Regions from separate parts of the Mus musculus genome. Here regions 2 and 3 are each linked to region 1. Evidence: chromatin loops called from intact Hi-C (ENCODE). Cell type or tissue: left cerebral cortex. All regions are shown on one strand.

What was found. A loop is a pair of places that touch in the nucleus more often than their neighbours do. Peaks named below come from ENCODE experiments on the same cell type or tissue, not always from the same donor. Only the 100,000 strongest peaks of a DNase experiment are listed, where the experiment ranks them.
Region 2: it touches region 1 in a loop (2.5-fold over the local background); 17 of 42 quality-filtered maps call a loop at or near these places.
Region 3: a loop joins it to region 1, with 2.4 times the contacts of the local background. A loop is called at or near these places in 10 of 42 quality-filtered maps.

The regions. Positions count from the first base shown.
Region 1 is chr6:52,308,049-52,313,048 of GRCm38, reverse strand. Evx1os (even skipped homeotic gene 1, opposite strand) reads left to right here. Exons shown (of 4, transcript NR_038163.1): 3 at 219-296; 4 at 2,152-4,660. Among named protein-coding and RNA genes, the nearest start is that of Evx1, 2.9 kb to the left of the region's middle. In left cerebral cortex, no CTCF peak of the experiment used is centred here; DNase peaks (open chromatin) are centred at 326 and 2,362.
Region 2 is chr6:52,254,445-52,259,444 of GRCm38, reverse strand. Hoxa13 (homeobox A13) reads left to right here. Exons shown (of 5, transcript NM_008264.1): 5 at 297-592. The coding sequence ends at 541. Among named protein-coding and RNA genes, the nearest start is that of Hoxa13, 3.9 kb to the left of the region's middle. In left cerebral cortex, a CTCF peak has its summit at 2,327 (motif pointing left); DNase peaks (open chromatin) are centred at 305 and 2,301.
Region 3 is chr6:52,722,729-52,727,728 of GRCm38, reverse strand. It overlaps Tax1bp1 (Tax1 (human T cell leukemia virus type I) binding protein 1), which reads right to left. Exons shown (of 18, transcript NM_025816.3): 3 at 428-530. Among named protein-coding and RNA genes, the nearest start is that of Tax1bp1, 12 kb to the right of the region's middle. In left cerebral cortex, a CTCF peak has its summit at 2,811; DNase peaks (open chromatin) are centred at 2,493 and 2,809.

The DNA of each region.
Region 1 (5,000 bases):
CATCTCCCCAACCCCATCTGTCTCCCTCCTAAGAACCAAACTTTATTTTCATCCCCTAACAGCCAAAAGATATCGTTTTCCCCTTTGAGAACCGGCCTTGTGTGCTAACACAGTGTTCCTCGATTTTAGAAGAAGAAGAAAAATCTCTCCCCACCCAGATCACCTGGCTAAAATTCGAAGTGTTCAATGAGTTGTTGTTGTTAATTATCTCTATCTAGATGGCCTGATTTGAATTTGGATTGGCTCTTCATAGAAGAAAACATCTTTTGGTTTGGCTTATCTCCGGGCTATTTCAGGTATGTCGGTTAGGGAAAGGGTCTAAGATTGGCCTTTCTTTTTCTGTCTGTATTTTAGGTATTTCTACAGAGTCAACGAATTCTGCCACAAACGGCGTGTTCTAATGAAAAGGAGCTGGCAATCCGGCCCCCTGCTCTGGTAGTACGGAAGGAGCCCAGGTAGAAGGTGCTGGCCTTCTCTGATGGTTTTAGGGCAGCTGTGGGTAGATTGTGTGGCAAAGAGTATCAGCAGGGTTTGAGCTTGCAGGGTCCTCTCCTGGGCTCTACCCAAAAGAGATTTTCTGTGTCCAAAGCTAGAGGTAGGAGAGAAAGTTGTTGAAATGTCATGGGGAAAACAAAAAACAAAAACAAAAAACAAAAACAGGCAGTAGGCGGGGTGAAGGGACTAGGCTAATCCTCTGAGGAGGTGAAGGTCTGGACCTGTGGAATTCTGGGACTTGGTGTTTGGGAGAAGGAGTAGAAGAATCTCCTGCGGAGCCTGGCAGGTGGGCCAGATTGAGGGGCAGAGGTGAGCACCCTCCGAGTTTAGCTCCTCCATCCCCCTCTCTGGCTCCCCCTGCAATATTTTCCACTAGTGAGCAGCCTGCCCTCTTAGCTGAAGAAGCGGGGGGTGGGGATAAAAACTCCTGTGTCCCAAGGCAAAGCCCCAGCTTCTAAGAAAGTTCCTGTGATTCCCTCATTGTCCTCTGTCTCCTACCCTTTTCTCAGTTTCTCTCTACCCTTCCCTCAATCTGGCTGATTTAGGATTATGGAAATAATGGAGGAAGCCAGAGGTTTAGGAAAACGACTCTGGCTTTCCATTTCTCTCCTGATGCAGCAAATGTTTGTTAATCTTGCCTGGGGAACAAGGGCAGATGACAAGAAGGGTGGTATCCAAGCAAATGTGTCCACTCCCTATTAACCCCCAAAGCCAGCAGTTGCTGAACACTGCCAGCCCAGAAATCTAGAGAAAGATTTCAGAGGCCAAGGCAGAGATGGGGTCAAGGGGATAGTGAGTTCTCGGATCTTCTCCTGCCCTGAGGAGATATCCACCAATTCTGGCTTGTCCTGGCTTTCTCACTCCAGCCAGAGTCTGCTTGGTCTCTCTGTTCTCTAGACTCCTGAATCTGTCTCAGGGCTGCTGCTGCTGCTGCATCTTCTGGGGCTGGGCCTGTGAGACACCCACTCTCCCAGCCCCCCCCCCCCCCCCCCATGAACTAGCCACTACTTCACTGCCCTCCCTCTCAGAGGGAGGCTGGTCTGACTTCCCTGCCCCGCCCCCAGCTTTGCATTCAATGGGAATGTTCAACGTTTGATCCCCTTTTACTCAGCATTTTCCCTAGAGATGAAAGCAGAACAGAATTGTGAGATCAAGGGGTGCCATTTAGTCTCCTTCCTGGGTCAGTCGGATGGAGCCAGGCTTTCCTTACATCTCCAGGAGGGGCCTCAGACTCTCTGAAGGCTGCAGCCTCCTGTCTGCTCCAGATCTGAGCTTCATGAAAATCCCTTCTCAGCCCACCCCCAGTCCCAAATTCCTCCCCAGACCCCAGCATAGCTTTTTAAAGCAGCCTCCATCTACTTAGCATCCTAGTTTTGAGGTCCCTACTTGAACCTCTCCCTACCTATGCCGATGCTTAAAGAGAAAAAAAAAAAAAAAAGAAAAGAAAGAAATCCAACTAAATGTCACTTCTAATATCAGCAATTGGCCGACTTCAAATGAAGGGAGTAGAATTTTTCACTGCAGATGAAAAGAGAGTGCTGGAGAAAGACACGGTTTGGGGGTTTTTGTTCTGTTTTGTCTTGGGTTGTTACTGTTTTTGTTTTTCTTCCTGCTTGGGAAGTGTGTTTTAATCTTCACTATCGTTGTATTATGAAGGTTATTTACTGAGCAGCGGAAGAAGGAAGGAAATTTCTAATAGCGCGTGAAGCAAGGTAACCCTTCGAAAGCAAAGAGAGGTGACAGCCACCTTAGTGGAGTCCGCCCCGGTGCATCTCTCCGCTGCAGCCCCGCCGACTTGCAGTCCTTCTCCTGCTGGGGCGATCGGCTCAGATGCGGCCAGTTCTTCGAGGATTGGAATTCTCTGAACTTCAAACGCTGTGGGTTTGGCTTCCGCCCGGCTAGGAGGGATAGAGGGTGGCTGAGAATCCTAGGGAGCCAAGGGGAGATAAGTCGCGCCAGTCGTTTTAAATGGAATCTAAACCTTTGCTTGGGCCACCGAATGTGGATCCCCACGGAAACAGCTTCGCTTCGCAAGAAAATCCGGCTTGGGAGAGAGGCGGCTGCGGTTGTGGGAGCTGTCTAAGTGACCCGAGGCCCGTGGGGCGTGGTCGGCAGTGGTCCTGAGCGGTCCAGAGCACCTTTGCACATGGCTGGCTGAAAGGCAAGGGTGAAAGTCCAGGGACCTGCTTTCTCCCGGGGAGAAGGGGTGAATGCGTCGTCTAGGGAAAGAAAAAGAAATGAACTTTTCTTTCGTCAAATGTAAGAACAAAGAGAGCATCCTTCTAAATAGTAAGAGTCTCCCAGCTGTCGTAGATACTGTCCCCTGGTCCTCTGTGACCTTTCAGGTTGTGACAGGGATTATTTCCGCAAAGTTTCTGTGACTCTGGGTCTTCGCAGCTAGAGGGGTTGGCAGTGGGAGTATCTATCAGTCAGCTCCACTTCTCCCAATACAGCTGTCCAGGCCTCTTTTTGAGCCCAGACTCACTGAGTGGTGCGCCCCTTGGGGGAACATCCCCCGCCCGCGAGAAAAGGTTTACTGAAAGCCAAACTCCAGAGGTTCAGGCTTCCAGGAGTCCAGAGATCAAATAATCTGGACGGATTCCCTTCCCCTGGAGGCAGTGTTCCGCGCAGTGGGCAACAGAGAACAGTTCTCCTCTTCAGAAGGTTGAGCTGGAGTCTTCGCAAACGCAGTTAGGAGAAGTGCTCAGCCTCTGGGCCTCCTGATGTAAAGGGCACAGGTATCTGAGGCAAGAAATGGGGTGCTTCATGGCCCCCAATGCCTGATACTTCTCAGAACCCCAAAGGTATCCAGTCCTGCCTATTCTTCCTCTGGATCTGTTTGCTTAGTCTACTGAAAACCAGCGTCTAGTGGCTTCCTGCCCCTGTTCTGTCTCTGCAGTCTAGAAGCCCATCTCCCCACCCCCACCCCCAGCTCACTGTGAATACTGACAGCAGTGGGGAACAGACCCACCATAGGACTGACACCCCAGGCTCTTCTCACCTGAGGCTAACTCTGTCCCTTTGGACAAGGCCTGGATGAGCCCAGTGTAGTTTGTTCCCTCCCATTCAAGGGAGTTCTTCAATGTCTTCATGGTACAAACCATAGCTAGCTCCCTCCCGCCTTGCCCTAACAGAAGTATCACAGCCTCTTTCATCATTACCATTCTGATACTTGCTATTATTACAAGGCTAGTTGACATCTACGTCTCTTTCAGCTACATAAGAGTTCTTTACGGGTTTTAATAGCCTGCAAGGCTTTTCTCCCTCAGTTGTAGGGTGACCAGTAGTCCTAACAAGTGGCCATGGCAAGGCTGAGTGTCAGACCTAGGATCCTCCTCCTGAGTCATCTTCCTTCCTGTCCTTGGGGGAATCTCTTCTGCTATCATGTTGAGATAACACCCCATAGCCTTTCTGGAATCTAGATAGGTCTGTGCCCTCAGCAGGTCCTCCCTACCCTCAAGAGCACACTCCTCTGGAGAAAAGGCCCCTGGCCACATTGATGCCAATACTCCCCAACATAGATCCTTTCCAAGGAGGACAAAGAGTCCTGTGGTAAGAGCAGCCACAGTGTAAGAGCAGCACCATTTTATGCATTTGTGTTTTCCAACGTCTGCAGACTTGGGTTGGGGGTAGGTATATGAATTATCCCTGGCTTGCAGCTGAGAAGACGAAATGAGGAGAAATACATGCATGAGTAAGAGGATTCTGCCCACCCTACTCCCAGCCCTCCCCGCCATAAAGACAACTCTCAGAGCAGCTCTTGGAAGCTGGGCTGTGTGGTAGAATGCTTGCCTGGCTACCATGAGGTACTAGGCTTGGACTAAGAAGCCAGCTTGGGCTTTTCAACAGGGTCCTTTTGCTCCCACCTCACTCATAGAAGAGGGGACAATTCCTGGGACTCTGGGTACTCCCCTTGGACCTGCAGGTGAGGGAGAAAAGGCTGCAAACCACTTGGAAATACTCCTTCTACAGGATAGAGGCCAGCAGCTGGGTGAGGACTGTACAAGGGACTGTAGAAGAAAAAAACAACAACAACAAAACCCCAACCCATGTGGTCATGTGCAGGCCACTGGTACCTGAAAGTAAAACCTCTGATCTTCGTTCAGAACCAAATGTCAATATAATTACTTACTTTGGACCTTAAAGCACCGGCTCATTCCATGGCAATCAACCCTGAGTGCTTTTCTAAGAAAGACCTAGGTTTCCCAGGGCCACGCATCTATGTTTTTAAGAGGTAAGACCAATCACACAGGGCAACCTGAAATCTACCAGCCTAGCACCAAGTCACAGGTGCCATCCTGACTCAGCCTCCCAGGGTGCTAGGATTTATAGGCCGTTCACCACACCCAACCAACTACTCTTGACACTCTTAATCTCTTAGAAAATCATCTTCTTCCTCCTCCTCTTCCTCTTCTTCTTCTTCTTTTTTTTTTTTTTTTTTTTTTTTTTGGTCAGGGTTTCTCTTAGTAGCCCTGGCTGTCCTGGAACTCACTGTATAGAGCAGG
Region 2 (5,000 bases), 54 kb after region 1:
AGCCGAGCTCTACAGAAAGAAGTGTTGAACCCTGTTGAGTGCTAAGGTGTGGACCGCTGTACATGCAGAATGACCGGATTGGGGTGGTCACTGGAACTCTGGGCGATTTCATTTCAGTACACAACTAACCATACCCCCCTACTAACGCTCCAGGCTTTGGCAGAAGGCTGGATTGTACAGCATTCGTGGCAAAGAGCAATCAGGCATTGCAAGGCCGGCAGTTCACATTGAGCTGTCGCCTGTGTTCTGGCTCAGGTCGGCTCCCAGAGTAACTTGCCTTCTTCCTTATCTTACAGACGTCGTCTCCCATCCTTCAGACGCCAGCTCCTATAGGAGGGGGAGAAAGAAGCGCGTGCCTTACACTAAGGTGCAGTTGAAAGAACTCGAACGGGAATACGCTACGAACAAATTCATTACCAAGGACAAACGGAGGAGGATATCAGCCACGACAAACCTCTCTGAGAGGCAGGTCACAATCTGGTTCCAGAACAGGAGGGTCAAAGAGAAAAAAGTCATCAATAAACTCAAGACCACTAGTTAATGGATTAAAAGGTGGAGCAGAGGGCAGCTTGAAGAAACGCTTAAGGATTTGTTTCTTTGCCCAGATAATAATAATGCATCATACTAACTGAAGAATTGGATAGAGAGACGCTGACGTTTGCTCTCCTAAGGGGACTCTCTCTTCCATGGAATCTACAATTAAAACAAAACCTTAAGGAATGGTAAAGACTGCCAGGTTTCCCGACAACCCCACCACAGCGTTAAGTGACAAACTCTAGAGTCAACTCATCAGCCCCTAAAACACACAATTTCAGATAAATTATGAATTTTCTCAAATCTTGTAAGTATTTATGTGACCATTATATTTTAGGACACTGTGTTAGATGGTAATCTGAAAACTGGTTACAGAAACAAAGGCTGTTTCCACGCAGCTGGTCCAGCACCCTCCCCTTTGCATGTTAAGTGCCTGCTCAGGTAAACCTTATTGAAATCCCTGCCATTGTTCCTTCTGGAAATGTTTCAGGTAGAGGCTTAGAAGGGGGAAAGGCACTGAATTGTTTATTTGAACTATTGCTAAAAAGGGAGATGAGAGGAGAGAGAACGCTCATCCAAGGATCTATTGTTTTGATAGTAAATCTGGCCAGCTAAACCCTTGAGGTTACAAGAGAACCCTGGGTGGGTAAGGAGCTTCTGGAAATACCTTTCAATTGCTTACAACAAACATGGTGGATTAACCAACACTGTCAAAGGATTTTTCCACAGGATTTGTTGTAATTTTTGAAGTGTTTAAATCTCACCAAATAATACGAAGAATTCACTTTATGCCCCTTCTCCTGGAAGGTCCCACCCTAGTATGGATTTCTCCTAAAACATACTCTTTCTTTAAATTTTTTAAATTGGCATTTTCCAATACTTGTTAAACATTTTGCTAGGGACATCATTTTCCTTTTTTACTTAGAAAAAAAAACCTCAAAATGGAAACCCGTTCTCCCAAAATATTTAGATGTCTGCATTCTATATTTTAATTTACTAAAGGATTAGTATTTTTTTTTTCTTGTTTACTGTGTTAGGAGACTGCAGTAGAAAGTTTAGGGACTCATCGTCACAGCACATTTTAAATCAAGCAGTAATTTCAGTTCACACATTCGTTCTGTTCATATTCACTGTAAATGCTATCTTGTAAATAAAGACATTCAGCACACTGTGAAAATGTATTTGTGCACCTGCTTTTTAAATACTTCCACTAAAAATGAAAAATTAGATCTGTAGATAGTGGTATTAGCTCTGTTAATGAAATAATCACTGCCATTAAAATCTGAAGGAAACACTCCGAGTTACTTTTCTACGCGGAACTTGAACTGCACAAAAACTAAACAAGCAGGTTTGTTTTACACAAGCCAAGGACCAGTCTTTTATTATTATTATTGTTCAGGTTTTTCTAAATTTTTTATGAGAAGAGGAAAAAAATCTCACATAACTAAAAGCTCACAACTGAAAAGGTTTCGAGGAGATGAAAGTGTTAGGTGTTCTGAAAGGGAGAGAAAGGAAAGGAGGGAGGGAGAGAGAGGAGGTTCCCAGACTCCCTGTGGCAAATGAAAACCAGTTGTTGAGTATCAGCAATGCCTAGACTGTCGTATTTTAAAATCTGCTCTTAAGTCTGCATGTGACTGAAAGGACAGGTTTTTGGTATTTGTTGAAATGACAGGACTAGGAAAGGCCTTAAACCTTGACCTTGACGAAAAAAGACAATTTGTGACCTTGACTTTTGACAGCTCATGAATTGGTCTCAGCCAGATTCGTAGATCAAGGGCGCCACCTCGTGTTGACAAGCTTCCTTGACGTTCTTCAGCTTCAAGGGAACTGAGCTCTGACTTGACTTGTTTTAAAGGTTTAGTAGTCATATTTTTTTTTTTTGCTCCAAAAGGAGAATATTTGAATATATGTAAATTATACATGTGCTTGTATATATGTGAATATAATATATGTTTATACATGTATTTGCATATCAGTGTTTGTGTGCTTGTGTACATAATTGTAGAATTTGTACAGATATTATTAATTGCTGACGAGTGAAGATACTGTAATTTAAGCCGATTTCTAGACTTGGGGTACAAAATGCTCCTTATGCGGTGAATTTTGCTTCCTTTCTTTAATGGCCAACTTTAATCTGTCCTCACAGCAGCTCGCCGTGCATCAGATTTCTACAGATCTGTTTTAAAGCTGTACATGTTTGTTACAGTCCAAGACGTGTTCTTAAATAACCATTCACTCCCAGCCCTCACCCTCCAAGGTGGTCTGTGACCTTAATTAGAATTATCTGGGAATCTTTACGGCAAATTAAAAAGTCTCACATACCTTCCTAACTCTAGAGTTCTAGAGTTACATTTCAGAAATTCAAAGCAATCCACCTCTCTAAGAAGTCAGTAGGAGAACTTAAATATTTCATCTACAAAATGATCACAATACGGACACAGAAGAAAACTATTCTAGACAGCTCAGAGCTGATTGTTGCCCCATAATGGTGTGCAATCTTATATTGATACTTGCACACCATTTGTTTTGTAGAAGAAATAAATATACTTAATATCAACAACCACTATCAAAACTATATTAACAACCAGTATTATAGCTATTGTTTATTGGCCCCCAACAGCACAGGAGATATTGTGTTCAGAGTCATAAATTATACAATATGTTTATGTATTTAATATACAAGTGGGATAATGTGGGGTTTTGTTTTTGTTTTTTGTTTTTGCCAAATCCTTTGTGCGTGCACACATACACACACATATTAAAATGTTGAAGGAACCAGTAGCTTTGGAATTTGGGTTTTCAGCTGCAGATTAATTTTACCTTTATGTCAGGAGACAATAATAGTGAATGGGAGAACTGAATTTATCATTTGTTGGAAAATATTGGCTTGTTACAATCCCAGATGATGGAAACATCTCCTGCCTTTCTTGAAGACTTACAAAGACTTGAAAACAAGAGCTTCTTTATGTCTTTCTAGATGAAGAATTATGGGGGAAAAGATGTAAAGCTGCTTAAACAAACAAAAAAAATGGCCCTGAAATATACATGTCAGATGATCTTGTAAAGAGTAATCTTTTTGCTACCCTGAGGATTGCCAACCATCTGTGGAAACATATGAAGATAACTGCTTCAGACTCAGCACCCAGCACCTTGTGTTACAGCATCATTTCCAAATGAACTACCATCCAGCAACATTAATGGCATCTCCAAAATGTTTAAAATATTGGAAATTCCCCTCCAAGTTGGTTCAAACACTGTTTGTGAACTGCTCCAAATAGGACTCTTCTGGAGATAGGAGATATTTTTCTTTAGATGTAAGACATCTTCTGAACCTACGGCCTAGGGAAGAGCTAACAGCAGCTCTGCAGATGGAATACTGCCCCTTTGGAAAGTCACCACTACTGCAGTTCTGGGTAAAGTCTCTCTCTCTCTCTCTCTCTCTCTCTCTCTCTCTCTCTCTCTCTCTCTCTCTCTCCCTCCCTCCCTCCCTCCCTCCCTCCCTCCCTCCCTCCTTCCTTCCCTCCCTCCCTCCCCAGAAGATGTCAGGGTGCCCCTCCCTTTAGTTCTGACATGGTTGTTGACAGTGCCAATCTCAGATAACTCCCTTCTTATTTAAAATAGACATGGCATGGATTTACAGATTAGTTGAGGTGGTTATGGATTATAATCACTTCTTAGATATTTTTATTTTTTTATTTTATTATTGTTGTTGATGGTGGTGTTTTATTTTGTTTTCTGAGATACAGTTTCTTTGTCCTGGAACTCACTCTGTAGACCAGGATGGTCTCGAACTCAGAAATTCACCTGCCTGGTCTCCAGAGTGCTGGGGTTAATGGAATATGCTACCATGACTGGAGACTTCTTTATTTTTAAATAGTAACCAGCCTAAAACTTTTTGAACAAGACAGTCAGGAGAACATTGGCCTCCTCCTGAAAAACAAAACAAAAAATAAACAAAAAACGCCAACAAAAACTCCTAAAAGCACAGGAATAATAACGCAGACACTGGTCCATGAATAATGATGTTGAAAATATCATTCAAGTATTTTTTCTAAAAAGGAAACTTTCTGAATAAAAATTATAAACATGGAACTTGAAAAAACGACCTTTTCCATCTGCTCCCAATACTGTCAGATTTATTAAGTAACTTTAAGTGGACGGTTGTAAAACGTCACTATGCATTTCACTAAGTATTTATGCCTGATGCCGAACTGAGGCCAATGGTTGTTTTTTGTTTTGTTTTGTTTTGGTTTTTTTTAATTAATGTACGATTTCAAAATCAAACGAACTTAGAGACAAAGGGGGAAAATATCATTTAAAAATACTCAACTTAATTTAAATGTTTTGCTAGAGATTCCCCGGAAGGCAGTGAAATTCAGCTGAGTAGATGTATTTGTATACGAATAATAGCCAGATCATAGATAAGTACAGAGTGCTCGATGCTGAGTGTTTGGGTGGGTGAAGGT
Region 3 (5,000 bases), 410 kb before region 1:
ACATTACAGTTTGTCCCTTATAAGGGACAAATCAAAACTGGCATAAATGAAAGGGTCTTCTGAACATACAAATGAATGAATATTGTGGCAACCTCAACTTCATCATTGGTTGATATTCCTTTCCTATACATGCAATCAATCCTTAGCTTGTGTGTGAGGATATGTACTTCTGTCCTCCTACTTGTCTCCCTTCCCTTGTTAATGCTTACATTTAAACCTGCAACACAACCTTTTCTTAAGAAACTCCAAGTTTGCTTCATTTAAAAAAAGCAGTGTTCTGAGTAGCTATGAAAACCCCTTGTGCCCTACACATGGCATTTACAGTCATCTGACTTTCACTCAACAAAGACTCATCTAAACACTCTGAAACAGAGAACTACAACAGAGGCTGCTGGCTTGATCAAGTCCTTCAGTTTCTAATTCTCACCTTGAAATGCTAGTACACAATTGACTGTTGATCCTTCCACATAATGTTCAGGCATAGGAGACCATAAAAATGTGTAATAGTCACGAGCAGTACTCCATCCAACCTAAAGGAGAAAAATTTAAGAAAGAATATAACTAATTACCTTAATACTAGCTAGATACAACATTTTAATTACACCCTAAAGTTAAAATATGCACTTAAAATTTTAAAATCTTGAGTTATGAGGTGTGATGGTTTGTATATTCTTAGACCAGGGAATAGCACCATTTGGAGGTGTGGCCTTGTTGGAATAGGTGTGACCTGGTTGGAGTAGGTGTGTCACTGTGGGTGTGGGTATAAGAGCCTCACTCTAGTTGCCTGGAAGTCAGTCTTCCACTAGCAGCCTTTGGATGAAGATGTAGAACTCTCAGCTCTGCCTGTGCCATGCCTGCCTAGATACTGCCATGCTCTCACCTTGATGATAATGGACTGAACCTCTGAACCTGCAAGCCAGCCCCAATTAAATGTTGTTTTTTATAAGACTTGCCTTGGTCATGGTATCTGTTCACAGCAGTAAAACCCTAATACATTAGGCATGTCTAATTATGATTAAACTGTGACCAAAAGTTATAGTAATTTATGTAAACTGAATGAAGTCTCTACTATATATTCAAAGTGCTACCTAATTTCTCCAAGACAATGGAAACACACACATGATCAAATACAAAATCTTCTGGTTTATTTAAAATTATTATGCTACTATACCCTGTGGATTTTTGTGTGCACAGATTCAAGATTATGAGAGGCCAAAGGTCAATGTTGAGTGTCTTCCTCAATTGCTCTCCACCTTGTTATGAGGCAGGGTCTCTCACTGACCCTGAAGCTCACTGATGTGGCTGGATTAGGTGGCCAGCAAACACTACAGATCCTTCTTTCTCTGCCTGCCTGCTCAATGTCAGGATTACAGACATGTAGGCCCAGCTTTATAACATGGGTGCTGGAGATTCAAATTCAAGTCCTTATAGCAATTTACTGATTAAGCCAGCTTCCTAGCCCCTCTATTATGTACTTTTTAATAACTTAATGTTTTATACCTCATACTTAGGGTCTGGGTTTTTTGGGGGGGAGGGGGGCGGAGGGGCTCTTGCATTGTTTTAGTAAGTACTCTCCTGTAACTTAAATCACTAATCTCTCATCTTTGGCAAGTTCTGTCTGAAAGCAATTTGTATATCTTGGGTGAGGAGAGTATTTACATTCTAAGAGATTAACATATTTTCATCTTAGATGTATTCTAGGGAAGATGTTCAAAGCATACTGAATGAACTCATATGAGAAAGATCCTTAAAAAACCCAGTACCATATACAATATACAATAATAAAAATTAAAATATATGTAATATTTTCAACTCAAATATAGACATTACAGATCTCAAACTGTGTTTTCTAAACAAAATAGACTGTGCTAAATATTGACTATTAGAAAGTCACAGTCTTAGATGATATGTTCTATGGTTTTGCTAAATTCGTGTGTGTGTGTGTGTATGTTGTGTACACATGTGCTGGTTCAGACATACCACAAGACAACATCTGGGAGTCAGTACTCTGCCCTCTGGGCACTCCAGCTGCCTGCCCTGATATTACTTTCTGAGCTATCTTTAGCAGCCCCATGTCCTACAATTTTGATTAGCCACCATTAACAACCAAAACAAGATTGAAGATGTGTGCCATTAGTGAGAGCTAATAGAATTTGAGCTTACGAAGCTCTTAGCCACTAGTACTCTTATTCATTTCCTAGCAGAACAGAAGATACCCTTTCACACGTTCTGAAACTCTACCTCTTTCCCTCCAACACTGGCACTAGTTCCCTAGATGCACACTTGATAAAAAGACAAGAGGGGAAAAAACCAGGAATAAAAGAAAAGGCTTTCCTTTGGCTACATTGTGAAAATTACAAAATGTCTGAAAGAGTCTTCTGCCAAGTAAGTGAAAGTGAAATTGGAGAAATGTGGAGAAGATAAAATAAAGAGTCTCACAGCCCACGCTCTGCTCCCAGGCAGTCAGCGATTTCACAGTGCACAATCCAGAAAATCCTTTGGAAGAACTCCAAAAACCCATTACAAAAACAAGTACTCCAGGTGAGCTAAAAGAGGCATTGTTTTCTAACAACCACAAGGCTTTCCCCTCAGTAGGCTCAACTCTGCAGGCTGTGCAGCTTCACTCCTGCCGGCAGTCAGGAAGAGCCGGACATGGACCTCGCATACAGACTTTTAGATGGACTGCACAGGTTTCTGCCTCACCTGAGTTGACAGCAACAAAACCAGGACGATTTGGGTGCCTAGGCACTGGGGAAAAAAAGGACTGATTGTTCAACATCCGATTCCAACTGAGGGCATGCAGTACCACAGACAGACACAAGAGGGAGAAAGAGTACAAACTCCGGAAACAAGCAATATTTTAAGGTTGGGAAATTACACAAAAGAGCTACAACATAACATATCTCAGTGAAAGATTGAAGGGGGATCCAGAGAATCTTTGGGCAGGGTATATGGTGAACTTCTTTCCAGTACAAACAAATCTGAAATGAGTCAAAGAGGATGCTGCTTTGTGGAAATCACAAAATGGAAAAATTCTTCTGAAGAACAGAAGATCCAAAGGAAGAAAATAAAAGAAACATCATTAAGCTAAAAGAAACAGAGTTCAATAAATTATCTGACCAACAATCCAAAATAATACTTTTAATTAAATTCAATGTACTCCAATAATCAACTATACAAAAATAATGAAGCAAACAAAAAAATAGCCATCTACTCTGGAGATGAAGAATACAATAAGTGAACTGAAAAATTCACAAAAGGAAATCTAAACGACTAAAGCAGAATAAAGATTCTGCAAACTCGGCCAGACACTGACTACCAGCAAGTCTGAGGCCTCCTACCTGGGTTTCAGAGCTTGAGGGGGGCGGGGGTGAGCATGTGTGTAAACTCAATGGATAAAAGGCTTTTCCACCACGCCTGACAACCCAAGTTCAATCACTGGAACCCACATGGTAGGAAGACAAGAACTGACTCCTGAAAATTGTCCTCTTGACCTGGACACACACATGTACATACACACACACAGAGAGACAGGCACTAATACACATGTCCACAGAAAATTAACTAAATGCAATTTTAAATTTTAATATTAATAGCTGAGTCAGGGAATACAAAAGGGTATGAAAAAGGGGGTTGAACATAAAAGAACCTATCAATAAAAACAATATAAACAGAGTAGTGGTGCACATCTTTAATCCATTACTCATGAGGCTGAGAAAGGACTGTGAAGTCAAAGCCAGCCTGGGTAGTAGTAAAAGACAAGATGTAAGGTAAAAAAAAGGAAATAAAATATAGCCATCAAAGGCTGAAGACTCTAGAAAGAAACAGACCGCCTTAGAGCATATTTCTAAAAGTAGCAGCTGAAACTTACTAGGTATGAAAAAGAAAATGGACAAAGTACAAAAATTAAAAATAGCTAAACATGGTGCTCTATGTCTAGAGTCCCAGATTTTGGAAGAGTCAGGTAAACCGAGGCTTTAGAGAGTTTAAGGGCAGCCTAGACTACATAAGAAAACCCTGTCTCTATAAACAAAACAACCTCAAAGCACCTTAACTAGGCTAAGCCCAAGGAGACACCAAGACGCATTATTATCAAGCTGCCAAAGGTCTTTAAGCAGCAAGGAAAAAGTCACCATACAAGGGTGACTACTACCTGCAGATTTCTCAGCCAAAACATTACAAGCCAGAGGAAACCTTTATCATACTATAATGGGTGGCTTAAATCACTTCTTCCAACAAAATGTTTTAAGAAATAAGAAAAGCTTGAAACAAAACATTCAAACAGTTTTAGATCTACTATCCACAGCAGTTAACTAGTTTATTATCTCTGCAGAATAGGTTTATTTGTGGAAACAGCATGTAAGACTCATCAAATGGCAGAGGACTTCACCATGGGGTCTTCATAGAAACCTAAGTTTGGGAGCCTAAGCTTGTATTGCAGCCAAAATAATATAACAGACTCTGAGCCTTGGCATTTTGTGGGCAGGGCCTATGATTCTTGCGTGCCCAAGCATGCACACCAAACTCAGAGTTCTGAGAGCTAGTTAACAGAACTTGTGATTGAGACCCTTCGGGTTATTCACCTTGGGTTTCACAAATTCAAGATAAGCTGGGCTACACAGTGAGGTCTGGCCACAGTTAAGATTCTGCCCCGAGGGAAAAAAAGAAAGAAGAAAATGAAAAAAGATTTAAGGCTTTAGCTACATCATAAATGTCCTATAGTAAGAACCTGGTTCAATTAACTAAATGAACTGATTCAATGAATATGTACATAAATATTATGACACATTTGGCCTTATCCAGATCCTCCACTCTTTCAACCCCTTTGCTGATTCAAGTAAGGGTAATGACCTGCTTCCTATGGGCACTGAGGATTATTTTCATATTCAAATTCAACAGAGAAATGGCAGGAAGACCCTGATCCAAAGCCTCAGGGATGATTATGTTAAGAGGAAAAGGCATTTAAGACATTTTGCCTGCAATGGTACTTTAATTGTGCA